2 separate regions of the Homo sapiens genome follow, and region 2 is linked to region 1. A link is a contact called in ENCODE Hi-C or POLR2A ChIA-PET data. All regions are on one chromosome and are shown on one strand. Each heading gives the region's core, a stretch centred on a gene start or an enhancer-like site at or near the end of the contact. The rest is flanking DNA. Distances are from core to core; before and after follow the strand shown. Region 1 overlaps MLLT3 (MLLT3 super elongation complex subunit). Region 2 has its middle 21 kb from the start of IFNB1.

The links. A loop is a pair of places that touch in the nucleus more often than their neighbours do. ChIA-PET counts read pairs that join two places held with the same protein, here RNA polymerase II (POLR2A). Pooled maps may share reads with other maps.
Region 2: a map of gastrocnemius medialis shows a loop between it and region 1 (2.5-fold over the local background). The contact joins two enhancer-like sites. A Hi-C loop is called at or near these places in 6 of 168 maps with a recorded cell type or tissue (CD4-positive, alpha-beta T cell, GM11168, PC-3 and 3 more), 5 of 37 single-sample maps with no recorded cell type and 11 of 50 pooled maps. POLR2A ChIA-PET finds 5 or more read pairs at or near these places in 1 of 52 experiments (activated T-cell).

What each region holds. Positions count from the first base shown.
Region 1 is chr9:20,350,592-20,357,773 of GRCh38, reverse strand. MLLT3 (MLLT3 super elongation complex subunit) reads left to right here. Exons shown (of 11, transcript NM_004529.4): 9 at 2,895-2,966; 10 at 4,178-4,249. It overlaps LOC124902129 (a long non-coding RNA gene), which reads right to left. Exons shown (of 4, transcript XR_007061434.1): 1 at 6,987-7,182; 2 at 5,629-5,743; 3 at 5,374-5,468. Among named protein-coding and RNA genes, the nearest start is that of MIR4473, 57 kb to the left of the region's middle. Within about 2 kb of position 1,258, at least 11 of the 41 ENCODE cell types and tissues checked have a DNase peak (open chromatin) inside an H3K27ac peak, as active enhancers do.
Region 2 is chr9:21,095,233-21,101,741 of GRCh38, reverse strand. No RefSeq gene overlaps it. Among named protein-coding and RNA genes, the nearest start is that of IFNB1, 21 kb to the right of the region's middle. RefSeq lists enhancers at 4,958-5,252, 5,150-5,419. Within about 2 kb of position 5,246, at least 10 of the 41 ENCODE cell types and tissues checked have a DNase peak (open chromatin) inside an H3K27ac peak, as active enhancers do.

The DNA.
Region 1 (7,182 bases), core at 9-2,508:
GCAAAGCTGAAATGTCCATTGCCTTTTCTCAAATCTTCCAGGGACTAGAGAAGAGGGGAAGTACTAATGGAGTCAAATATTTTCATACTGAATAAAAGTGAACATAGAGTCACACGTCAACCAAGCAAGTAATTAACCTGAGTACTGTTGGGAGCTACTGTCATTAGTATGAAAGATCTATCAGTAGAGAATCCATCTGTGAATAACTGAGTTGTCATTCTTCATAAAGTGATACAGAAAAATATAATCTTGAACGTTTGTCAAGACATTTTCTCAGATTAAAGACAAAAGTGCTACTAAACCACAATTCTTCTATTTTCAGAGACTGCTGTATCTATAAATGGAGTAGCTAGGCAGTCTAGGTAGCTCTGCTTCTCTCAGTACAATTTAATAGGTAATAATAAAGAGTGTTGCGTCATTTCAACCAGAGATGGTTTTTTCACTCCAAACCTCCCTTATGTGAATTTCAAACAAAAACAAAATACCACATCTTTTTTAGCCAGAAGCTTGGCAGGGAGGGAGGGGAGAAAGGACTTGAAGGAAGGAAGTGATCCATTGGACCCGGGTTAATATTCAGAATATCATAAATCACCTATCAGCCTGCAAGGCATGTTGAATGAAATTAAAAAGAGTCTATCCAGTTAAACTGGTTTAAAATAAGCCTGTGGAAGACAAGGTGTTGTACTTTTTTATTCTGGAGTTGTTTCCCTAAAGATAAGAAATGATCATAAATAAAACAATTGTCTTCAGCAGGGCTCAGCTCTCTCAGAATGAGGTTTTGACAAAGCTGTTTATTTTGGAGCAGGGAGAGATCAAAGAAGGAAGATTAACTGAGCCCTCTCTGGGCAGCCACTCAGTAACTTGAGGCGGGTCACTGACACCCGGAGCTTTTGTTCCTGCCACTGCAACTTCAGAAGAAAGAAACTAGGATTTCAATGTATTTTGGCCTTCTGTGCTGTAGCACTTACGGAATGTGTGGGGTGGGACTTCAGCGTCCAAATGTTCTATTTTCTGCTTTGAAGAAAAGGTGGCAGAACTCTCTAAACCTAGTTAGCAAAGTTCTATTGCAAATACAGCGTCCTCAAGTCACTTCAACACCCAGAGTACAGGAGTTGGAGGAGGGGATCGTGGGAGGCAGCGGGATATGATGGGAACAAAATTCAGTTCTGTAATGCACAAGTCAAGCAGGCAGGCACTTTTTTTTTCTTTTTTTCTTGCCTGAAATCTCAGCGGATTGTCTCTGCATGCCCAGCCCAGTATCTGAGTTGGCGAGGAGTGCCATCTACTGACCTACTTGCTCCTAGGTCTCAGCGCTGATTTTTCCCTTGAGATCTCACTTTCAACAACAATGGAGGAGGAAATTCTGAATGTAGTGGAGTATTTGGTTTCCTTTACAGTGGAGCATGTTAAAAACGATTGCCTTGCCTCTGTTAATACGTAATTTCCTTGTGTTGCCAAAAGTATTGTATTTTAAGTTAGCCTGGTCAAATTAGTCATTTGGTTATCTTCATATTAAAAATGATGAAAAAAAGCATGATTGTCAGGAAAGACTGTTAAAAGGACACTTTTTACTCGTGCATTATTCTCAATTAAAATAAAAATATGCCCCTTCAGGAGTATTCGGTCTTTTCCAGGATGTCATGTTCCTATCCTCATCCAGTAAAATGTTTATTAGTAATAAAAAATGTTAAAGCTGAATGGGAATCTGGGTCTTATCTTGTTCATCTCTCCCATTTCATCCTTTGCGGTCCAAAAATATTAAATAATAAGGCTGGGACTTGAACTTGGGCTTCTGAGCCTAATCAGTGCTCTTGCCACTACAGATTAAAAGTGGACTCATTCTTAAAATCTTTATGTTACGGAATGTGGTAAACTTGTGGACAGAAGTGTTACTAAGTTAGGGCACAGAATGGGTAAAGAGAACAGTAGGAATATAAAACCTCTTAAGATAAATTAGGTCCTTTATTTGGCATTTTCCTCCTTTAATATTAGTCTCCAGTTATAACAACTCACTTCATAATGAGTTATAATGAAAAAGACAAATTACTTTGCTTTTTGTGTTTATACACATGTGTAAGCACTCATCATTTATAAATTTAGTGGTTTCAAGCTTTTTCAAGTGAGGACCATTTAAAAATACTTCCCTTTTAATCCTCAGTTTTGAAGATGCTGTCAAAGAAATCAGCTGCATTTATTAAATAATAATTTGCTTCTCCTTTTTATTAAGTAGAAACATAGCTTCCCACCAAAGCTTCTATACAGTATGTAAAGCTATTCATAACTTAAGTTGTAATCAGTCCAGATAAAAGGAAAAGCACTTGGCGTTTTACCAAGGGTAAACACATCATTTCTTAAAACACAGAAGATAGTCGGCCATCTTCATTTCCAAAGCTGTATCAGTTTTGTGCATATGAGTAATTTTAGAATGTGAAAGTTAGGTACTAAAAAGGGCATTTGAGTATTTGTTTTTATCATCCCTAGCATACTGAACACTAGTAGTCATGCTGAAACAGCAGAATGAATAGGAAAAAAATTCTTGCCAGAGGGAACTATAATCTCTGTATAACTCAGCTGCTATACATATGGTGAGAGTGTTGTCGCAAAAGAGAAGCAGCCTTGGAAGCTTAGATCAATTTCCTTATCATCAACTGTGTTGTTTTTTTTTTTTTTTTTTTTTTAGTTCTACTTTTCTGACTCAGCATTTCAGATCTAAGTAATTCATTTTCCAAGGAAAATAAGATTAGAGAGAAGAAGGAAAATGTATAGAAAAGAAATGCTATTTGGAAAGCAAATGTTACTGTACATTTCATTCAGTGGATGCCTTTGTTTAGGTGGCTGGTTAGCTAAGAGATGCTTGAAATAAAATTTAACACAGCGTTCTCTTTGATCCCTAGATTCTTGAAGTGAAAAGTCCAATAAAGCAAAGCAAATCAGATAAGCAAATAAAGAATGGTGAATGTGACAAGGTAGGTTTCTAGTCTGTTACTAGGAGGGCTCCAACACTGACAAGCCTTCCGTTTCTTTGTGTTGCCCTTGATCATCCTTGCTGGTTCTCCTTTCATTTTCTTCATCAAAGTGTCCAAGATGCCCAAATGATGAGTATTTCATCCCAGTGCTTTGTAGTTTGTTTTCCATGTGTTGTTTATATCTTCAGTATTAAGCTTGGCCTTATGCTGTCATTTGCCATGATGCCTACGTTGCCAAGGGATTTCAGGCACATTGAATTGGGAATTAAGAGAATTGTGGTAGAGATAGAATATTAAGGAATCTCAGATGTAGATGAGCAAGACATCTGATGCTAGTGCAGTGTGCTTTCCCAGAGTGTGCGTCATGCTTCTGAAACCTGACTACAACACCTGGTGGGGTTAAGTTGCCTGGTTTGGGCAGAGCCCTAACCTTGCTCTGTAGGGCCAGGGCAGACCTCTGTAATGTTTCACAAATCTTTCATTTGCCTTTATCGCAAATGGTGCTGGGGGCACCCATGCAGTTACACTAACAAAGACTCGTGAGTCTGAGCATATGGAAAGAGAGGTACCCCCTCTCCCCTTTCAGGGGAGCTCTTCACAAATCAGATGATAATTAGATAGTGATCCCTGTTTTTCGTAATACATTCTTCTGTTCTTCTGTCACTTGCTGGCATTGCTTACTAGCAATGTTTGGTATGACCAGGAAGCCTTTTTAAAACAAAAACAAAACAAACAGGAAAAACCCCACAAAATTCCCCTGACTTAATTGGTAATGTACATTCTTGTTTCCATGTTCAAACTTAGAATTTTTTTCTCTTAGAAACCTTCTGAGATTCAAGAATGAAAAAAAAATGAAAGTAGCCTTTGTTAATATGTTTAAACTCACAATTTAGCATTTAATTTCCCTACCTTTTGTAGAGATATTGTTGGAGGAAAGTGAGTCTACTGACTTGAATCTTCATAAGAGCAATTAAGTCCAAGAATTCACTCCAACTCCCTTTTTGAAGTTGGTGTGATAAAGGTAATGACTGGTCCAAGACAGGCTTGTTCTGCAGAGGCCTTTGGGCACTGAGTGCACACAGCCTGGGCTAGAGTGGTGTAATGAGAAACCTCCAGCTGCTGCTGCCTGTGTGTTCTTACTTACATATTCATTTATTTTTGAACTACTACTTAAAGTGCTTGTCCTTTTCGGGGACATTCTTCTCTTTCAGGCATACCTAGATGAACTGGTAGAGCTTCACAGAAGGTTAATGACATTGAGAGAAAGACACATTCTGCAGCAGGTGAGAAATGCTTTTTAGCACAACCCTTTCCAGAAACTTCAAGACTTGGTTTGTCCTGCAGTAGTGTGATAGCACCTGGAGGCCACTGCAGCCCCACGCTATCAGAACCTGGCGAATGCCACCTGTAGATGTATTTGGGAAAGGTTCTCATTTCTGAGGCCACCTAGAAGTCTGCTCTGGAGCTCTATGGCAACTGTTCTCCCTCCTCTAGTGCAGTGGATGGTGAGAACTGGGCAATTTGGGAAGTGATACTGGATTGTAGTGATCCCTCAGATGGCTGGTGTAATGTGGGCTCAGGGAGGGGACAGTAGAAATGCAAAAAGCTTTGGGGCCAGGCTTCTGGTTTCATGGGAAAACAGTGATAAGAATTTGAGTCAAGTGTTGTAAACATTTGTGATTCAATTTAGTAACCTTTGCCAATGATATTCTAAGGAAAATAAATATTTTCTTCATTTCCCTTATCTTGTATGACATACATTCTATTATTATGAACTCAACTGTGGAATACTTGTAGTGGAATACTTGTAGAGTGGGGAAACTTCTATTAGTATAATTTGATGTTTTGAGAAGATAAGAAGGGTGGTTTTTCATTTTCATTCAGTTAATGATGTATGCCTCTGTTGCACTACCAGCAGCTATTGGTAATTTTTTTTAACACCCAAAGAGAAGAATGTGTGTTCTAAATTCCAGGGCAGACATGTAGATTGTTTCGCTGTTTGAATTTTTTTCTTCTTTTTTTTTTTACTACTTTCAAATGACTTGACGTTAGTACTTAATCTACCCCAGCTGTGTGTGGGTTTTTTTTTTTTTTTTTAACATTTAATGGCTGGTGGTCACATTTATATTCTGTGTACATTTTTGCTTACATCTATAAATATATACTCTCAAACTTGCCAAGTTTCCTGACTGGCCTGATAAGCTTTTTAACCCTTGTAGAATTTTAGATTTGAACAAAAGACTACAGACCTATGATTCTTAATTGCAGATAAGTTGCATTTCTTGCAGTTTCTTTTTAGTTAGTATGGGTAAGGAAGCAGGACTTAAGTGGCCTACCATGAGTGGTGGTCTAGTACTTTGCTAATATTCTTCTTAGGCCTCTTTTGAAGAACCGAACGTTGTTTTACCTGTCATTTTCCAAATATTTGGGGCTGGCATAATGCTGATTGCAGATCTATTGCATGATCTTTCTCGTCTCTTCCCAAACACCAGCTCTGAACCACTGTGGAGCAATTGTCCAATAAAGCTATTAATGCCCAAGCTGGGCCCAAATAGTGAGTCTCATAGGAGGGTGGGACAGATGTTTGTGCAGGGTTGGGACATCTTCACAAAGAAAGCCCTATCAGTTAGTCAAGGATACTAGGCCATTGGGCAGATCTTACCTTGGGGTGTCATTGGCATTCGCAATTTAATGTTGTCCTTTATTTTGACCTTATAAGAATTGCGAAGAAAGGTGGCTTACTGGAGAACTCCATCCAAGTGGATTATTTTAGTATTCTAGAGGGAGAGAGTAATATCTGTGAATTTTTAACCTGGCATAAAGGCACTCCAGGGCACACAGCATTTCACCCTAATTGCATTCCCAGGCCGGTTGAAAGCTCTCAGTCTTTGGCCTTTTGCCTTGTAATGCAGCTGAGGCTTGTGATTATGATACCATGATGCATGTCCTGTCACGGTTTACTGCTTAATTAATTCCTTTTGTAAAACATAGCACTATTGAGGACTAATGTTATTCTCCACCTTGAGGGCTGCTCATCTCATGGAATTCATTCCACAAAGTCTACGTATTCTCTGCCGTGCAGACTTGAACACCTGAAGCAGAATTTCTGGTGGGCCCAGGATCACATCTAGGTCCTTTCCTGTTAAATGCATCCTATCCAAAAATCTGGCCTGACGATTTTATTTGGCTCACAAAAAGCGGTTAATAACTTTGTTTTCCTCTGGGGGCATGCAGTCCTGGCACTCGGCAGCTAGTTTAATGAACAGACAGCATTGGATCAAGGAGCCTGTGTTCCTAAGCCACTTTTTCAAAGGGTATAAATACAGTAGAGTAGACACAGTCAAACCAAGAGAAGTGATTACCTAGGACTGATGAATAATTTGATTGCTCTTTAAACCACATGTTCCACATTTATTTGGAAAGTGAGATTGAACATATGTAACCTCCCCAGCAATTCAGCTCTAAGCCTGGATTTGCATCCACGTCTGGGGGAAGAAAACTCTGTGGGAAACCAGGTTTCCTAAGAGAGTAGTTTAGCAATTTAGAAGCCAGCCGTCATTCTTTTCGAATTGTCTGCAGGGAATGGGGAATCTGTGGCGTATTAGAATATTCCTTCTAAGAACCCAGAGAACCCTCCCTGAGAAATGTTCTGATGAAAATGATGTTCTCCATCCTGGGAAATTACTTGTCATATCTCAGCACCCCTTGTAGATTGGAGCCTGATGGCCTATCCCTTAACCAAGGGTAGGGCACACATTTTTATGTGGTGGTTGTCCGTGCTTTCCAGACCATAGTAGAGGCCATTCTATGGGAAGACCTATGTTATCCCAGATCTGGCTCTACTCCATAGAGAAGCAGTTAAAGTAAGGCCTGTTCATTACTCCCCACACAGCGAAGAGGCTGCTTCACATGGAAAGAACCCTGGTTTTTGAAATTATAATCAGACCAAAATCAATGCATTTACCTTTTTATAATTAAAAATTGGGGAAGGGAGCCACAGATCTGACAAGTGGATCTTACCCTGTTTAAAACAAAATGAGACATCCAACAGCCTGCGTAGTACCGCTTGAAAGGCTGATGTGGCAGGAAATAATCCATCATGAATGTTTTCACAACAACCATCATCTGAAGAATGAGTTAAGCAGTTTACACACTCTTCCTTTTCCACTACCCATATGTACCTGGTTGCCTGTTTTTCTTTCTTTCTTTTTTTGAG
Region 2 (6,509 bases), core at 3,997-6,496, 740 kb before region 1:
CTCTGGATACCCAAAATAAATCTTTTTTTTTTTTCCTTTTTCAAAACAGAGTCTTGCTCTGTCACCCAGGCTGAAGTGCAATGGCACAATCTCAGCTCACTGCAACCTCCACCTCCTGGGCTCAAGGAATCTTGAAAATATAAGGGCAAATTTGGGGGGGCTCACCCTTCCTTGATTTGAAAATATATTACAAACTAGTGTAATCAAAACAGTGTGGTACTTGCATAAAGGTAGACATATAGACCAATGCAATAGAACTGAGTGTCCAGAAATAAACCCATATGTTTATAGTCAATTGATTTTCAACCAGGGTACGAGGACCACTCAATGTGGAAAGAACAATACCCAGTTGCCCTAGCAACTGGATATTCACATGCAAAATAATGAAATTGTACCCCAACTTCACATCATATAAAAAATATTTCAAATATATCAAATACCTAAATGTAAGAGCAAAGCCTTAGAAGAAAATGTAGAGATTAATCTTTATGATTTGGATTTGCCAATGAATCCTTAGATAAGATAGGAAAGGCATAAGCAACAAAAGAAAACAGATAAATTGGACTTCATCAACATTTAAAACTATTGTGCTCAAAAGACACTATCAAGAAAGTGAAAAGGCAACCTATAGAATGGAAGAAACTATTTGCAAATCTTATATCTTAGAAAGGACTAGTATTCAGAATATATAAATAACTTTTACAACTCAACCAAAACAGACATCCAATTATAAAATCTGCAAATAACTTGAATAGCCATTTCTCCAAATAAGATACACAATGGACAACAAGAACATGAAAAGTTGTTCAACATCATTAGTCACTGAGGAAATGCAAATCAAAACCACAAAAACATATCACCTCTCACCCATTAAGATGGCAATGATAAAAAAAGAAAAAGAAGAAAGAAAAAAATAACGTTTTGATGTGGAGAAATAGGATCTCTTGTGGGCTGCTTTTGGGAATGTAAAATGATGCAGGAGTTATGAAAAACAGTACGGTGGTTCCTCAAAAATTAAAAATTGAATTATTATATATCCAGCAATTCCACTACTAAGTATATATCCAAAGCAAAAGTACTCACAGTAGTCAAAAGATAGAAGTAACCCAAATGCCTATGGACGGATGAATGGATTTTTAAAAAATGTGGTCAATACATATCATGGAATATTATTCAGTCTAAAAAAAAGAAGGAAATTGTGACACATGCTGCAAGAGGATTCTGGAGCACCGTACACTAACTGAAATAAGCCCATCACACATATAAACAAATAGTATATGACCACTTATTATCAGGTATCTAGAATAGTCACATTTATAGATACAGAAAGTGTAGGATTTTGGGAAAGGGAGAAACAGTGAGTTGTTAATAAGTATAGGGTTTAAATTTTGCAAGACGAAAAGAGTTCTGGAGACTATTTTCACTACAATGTGAATATAGCACTACTGAACTGCACCCTTTAAAAGTATCTAAGGTGATACATTTTATGTTATGAGCATTTTACTTTAATTAAAATTTTAAAGCATGGTGGCTCATGCCTATAATTCCAATGCCTTAGGAGGCCAAGGTGGGAGGATAGCTGGACGCCAGGAGTCCGAGGTGAACCTGGGCAATATAGTGAGACCCTGTCTCTATTTAAAAATTTAAAAAGTAGCCACGTGTGGTGGCATGCACCCATAGTCCCAGCTACTCAGGCGGCTGAAATGGGAGGATTGCTGGAGCCCAGCATTTGGAGGCTTCAGTGAGCTACGATTGTGCCACTACACTTCGGCCTGGGCAACAGAGCAAGACATTGTCTCTGAAAAGACAGATAAATAAGTAAAGTAAGTTTTTTTAAAGCGCTGCACAAACATCTGATTATCATTATATTAATGAGGCTAAGATCATGAGATCTGTTCAGATTCTGAAACAGTATTTAAATTCTGGCTTCCCACTGATTAATTGTTTGACCTTGGAAAATATGCTTAACATTTTTGAGCAGCCTCAGTTTCCTTCTCTATAGAATGAGAATAATAACATCTTTTCTGTAGGATTGTTGAATTGATTACATGAGATAATGTATGCAGTACAGAACAATACTTGGCCCTTAAACTGGATTATCATTAATGTTGCTATTAAAACTGAGAAAAGTCTAATGAATTTGTCAATCAATACCTTGGTGATCATGAGTTAATCAGTAATGAGTTGATCATAGACTGAGTCCTATCTCTGCTTAGTCCATTGAGGTAAAGGTTGGCGAATCACAATGAAGCTTCTTATTCAGGAGCAAAAAGTCTACTTGACTGTTCAAAGTGGAGTAAAAAGAGCAAAGCAGGATGAAGCTCACAAAAAGATGGATAAGCAGATGCAAAGTTAAGTAACTGCCCTAAGGAGTGTTACTTTAGAGAACTAAAAAAGATTTCTTGAGTTTATTTATATTTATAAAAAATACATGAATGTATTGTCATGATTAAAAATTAGAATAATTCATACAAGTGAAAAGTCATATTGACCTGTTACCATCCCAATTTCACATAGTTAATACTTTAATGAGTATCCTTTTAGTCATTTCCTCATTTATTTAATAAATTTATACATATAGAAATATTCAGTGGATATTAAGTGTGTTTGTATTTCATAAATATCATGTTTCTTTTTTTACTTAATAATAGATCTTAGAGATTTTTTCTATTAGTAAATAAAAATCTACTGAATTGTTTTTAATTGCTTTATTATACATTTATACATAAATTCAATGCATTCCCAAACAACACGTCAACAAGATTTTTAATTGGAATTTGACAAGCTGACTACAAAATGTATCAAAAAATAATACATCAGAAAATCTGAGAAAGGAATAAATTTACAGAGGGACTTGCCTTGTAAAATATAAAATGATCTTGTAAGACTGCAGAAAGCGGGATTATTGCAAGAATAGAGAAATCGGTCAAGAAAACAGAATCAAAGTTAAGAAGAAGAAAATTGAATTTATTGTTTCTTTGCATACAGTAAAAGTGGCTTTTCAAACCAATGGGAAAAGCCCATGTTGGGACAGTCAACTAGTCATTTGGGGGAAAAAAAGCCTAATCCTTGTGTTACATTCTCACAGATTCTCCTTGCTGCTATAGGCCTAGTTCTACAATAACGAATGTGGAGGCACTACACACCTGCTCGAATGATCAAAGTTCAGAACGCTAATGGTACCAAATGCTGGCGACATGTGCAGCAATGGGAACTCTCTATCATCCTTGTAGGAATACTGCCCTACAGATTTCCAATTATGTGGACTGAGCAAATGTCTTCATTATTTTAGACTCAATTAGCTAAGTTGTCTGTTACTTATAGTAGAAGGCACTCTTAATAGATGCAATAACATTTATCAGAGTTAAACTGGTTCTAGCCTTGGTAGGCTAAGGTATTGCTTTTTAATTAATGTGGGAGTTTATTGGTACCTTGTGAGATCAGTATATTTTTTCCCTTTGTCACATACTAATAATTACATGAACAGATTATCGTATGCTACCATTGTATTCTTGGTTACATTCTAGTTTTTTATTTACAGCACATCTTTGGGTTTCACTTCCTAATATTTAACATGGTACTTTTATCTTCATGTTTATAAAAGTGTCCTATAATTTGTTGGCTGATCTTATTATCTGCGTTGTATGATTTTATTCTCATAAAATGAATTGGTTAGTTTTCCATTTGCTTCTATTTCCTGTTAAAACGGGAACTAAGTATGTTTTACTGAATAGACTTATGACATAATTTGCCACTTTGCTGTCTCTTCAAGGGCCTTAATGAGGAACTATATTAAAATTTAAAGACTTTTGATTATGGATTTGCATTTCTTTTGGATGCCAAGAGAGTCAGAGAAGGGGCAAGAAGACTCACATGTGTTGGGGCTACATTTATCTAAAATAATATTTAATGTTCTTTTCAACATAAATTGTATTCTCTTTTGAATTTTATTTTCCCTTTGTTCACATTGCCCATCAATGTGCTCATGAGATAGGTGGAGCTCAAATTCTTGTCAAGAGAATTCATTAAATGAACCCTCAGCAAACATTGCCAAGACAACTCCTTGATATCTGACAGTCACAAACTCATTGAAGCATATATTGCAGCATTATATTTATTCAATAAACAATACTTAACTTTTTACCATTGGCTACTGTGCTAATGACTGGGGAGACAAAGTTCAGATTTAAAACACGAATCTTCTGGAAAAGAGAGGATAAAACAAAACATCGATTACCGAACAGAATGATGAGTGTTCCGCAAGTGCTGAATTTGCAAAGAGCCATAGGCTCAGAACAGGGCGTAAAATGGAGAGACATCCACAAGTAACTAGCATTTTAGAACTGATGGAAGGATGCAAATGACATTGAAAATTTTGGAAAAGGGGAGAAAGGACAGAGATGTGCAAGTCATTTGAAAGCAAGAGCTAAAGCAAAGAGTTGGCAGAATTGCACATTTTCTAAAAATAAGAAATAAGTGAAAAATGAGAGCTAGGAATAAGACCAAGTTTTCTTCCCTCCAGGGGTCCAGAGTGAGAGATGGGAAAGGCCAACCAGGCCTTGAATGTTCCTACTAGAACTCAAGGAGCAAAATGCTATTTTGGGATGTCATAACGGGGAAAGGAAACAGACCTCTCGTTGCCCAGTTCCCTTATCTGTAAAATTAAGATAACCACAGTCCTACCTCATAAAACTGTGGTGAGGATTAATTGTTTAATTTATATAACATGCTCAGAATGATGCCTGGCACTTAAATAAGGCTGCTTACATGTGAGCTCTCCTATTTGAAACTGATTAGAGGATTATTCCCTAATGTTCTAGGTCTGCAGGAAGGTGAGGTAATTTCAAAAGAACTAGCCAGGAACTTTTTAATGCCAGCTCAACTACTCACAAGGGAGAGGCAGAAAGAGCCATTCACTTGGTGACTGAGCCAATCATTTCGCAGCAAATATCCCAGGATGTAGACAGAAGCACTGCTACCTGGCACACACACCAGCTGTCTACAATGGCACACTTTACCTCTTGGTTCTCTCTACCTTTCGAGGAGCTAAATGTTTTCACTAAAATAACAGAGGCATCTTCCAGGCAGCCAGAAGAATCTTCTGCTTTGTGAAGATAAGCAGCACTTGCCTCAGGCAAGCACCAGGGCAAAGGGGAATACCCGCTCCATTCTTCAATTCCAATTCGACAATTCACATTTAGTTTCCTTTTCACTTGTTGCATCACCCTCATTGTTATTTTTGCACCACCTGGTTCATCGTACAGCCCCTGATGATGAAATAAAAATGTAATTGGTTGTAAGTTTTAATGATGTACAGGGTTTTGGTTTCACTTTGTAGAAGCACCAGAAACTGCTTCCAAGATAGGAAGCACCCACAGAAAAACCAAAAATAGACATGTCCACGTGTTTGTGAAGGGAATGGAGCTGGTGCTTATTCAGCAGCTGCTGTAAGTGTGTTGTCTGTGTATTCTCTTCTTAACCCTAGGCCTGGCTGCATTTACCCCTGAGTATGGTTGTGAGGATTAAATAACATACAGCTCAGAGAAATGCCTGGTATCCAAAGGGAAAAGTAAACCCAGGCTGGAGGGTGACTGAAGACTGTATTGGATAGGGCCAATGTGGAGCTTCTAGCAGAGGGAGTCCAGGTAGCACCTGGTAAGAAATGTTGGGTGGGCAGCTGTAGGGGCCAGGGGAAAATTAGCCCTTTGACCTCTGAAGCTTCACTGAAAAATCATCTGACAAAAGGCAGATTAATAGGCAAAAAGCCATACAAATTAATTGTATAGTAGTTTCATGTGACATGGGAGCCTTCAGAATGAAAGCCCAAAGATACCATTTTTATGCTTAGGTTAATGAAGAATTGGACAGCTATGTAGAAAAATGACTGGACAAAAAGGGCATGATCTAATGCTAATAGACTGAGTGAGGAAGCCTAGCAAGGCCTGTCTGTCTAGATTCTTCTGGGTTTGTTTGTGCAACATTCCTTACTCTGGGAATGGGGCAGGGCCCTCTCTGAATGGAGTTATATTCTACCATCAGATAAGGCAGGTCACATAATTTCCTTATGGTCAGCTTTTACACAGAAAGGCAAGGAGGAGGTTGAAGTAATATGTTTAGGTTTTATGGCTGGCTTTGGGGAAGGGAATTCTGGTTTCTATGGCCTGCCTTGGGAAGAGGGATTCTAGAGAGATTCTAGAGAATAAGGGGCCACAGAGAGAAGGGCAGGAGAAAGTCAGAGAAAGTTTTGCTTCTGAGGCTGCTTCTGTGGCCGTCATTTTGGGGGATTGTTTCCTGAGCCTCAGCACAGCCCTTGTGCGTCCCTGGGCCATCAATCCATTGATGAGACCATTCCAACTGTGGCTGGCGGTGAAGACTGTAGGACCCTCTGGTTGTGTTTGCATAAGGCAGAAGTTGTCATTAGTGTGGGAAAAAAAAGTAGTGCCTTTTCTCACCTATTGCTAGGTTCATGGTTAATACCCCTATAATAAAAGAAGATTAACAAGAGAAAA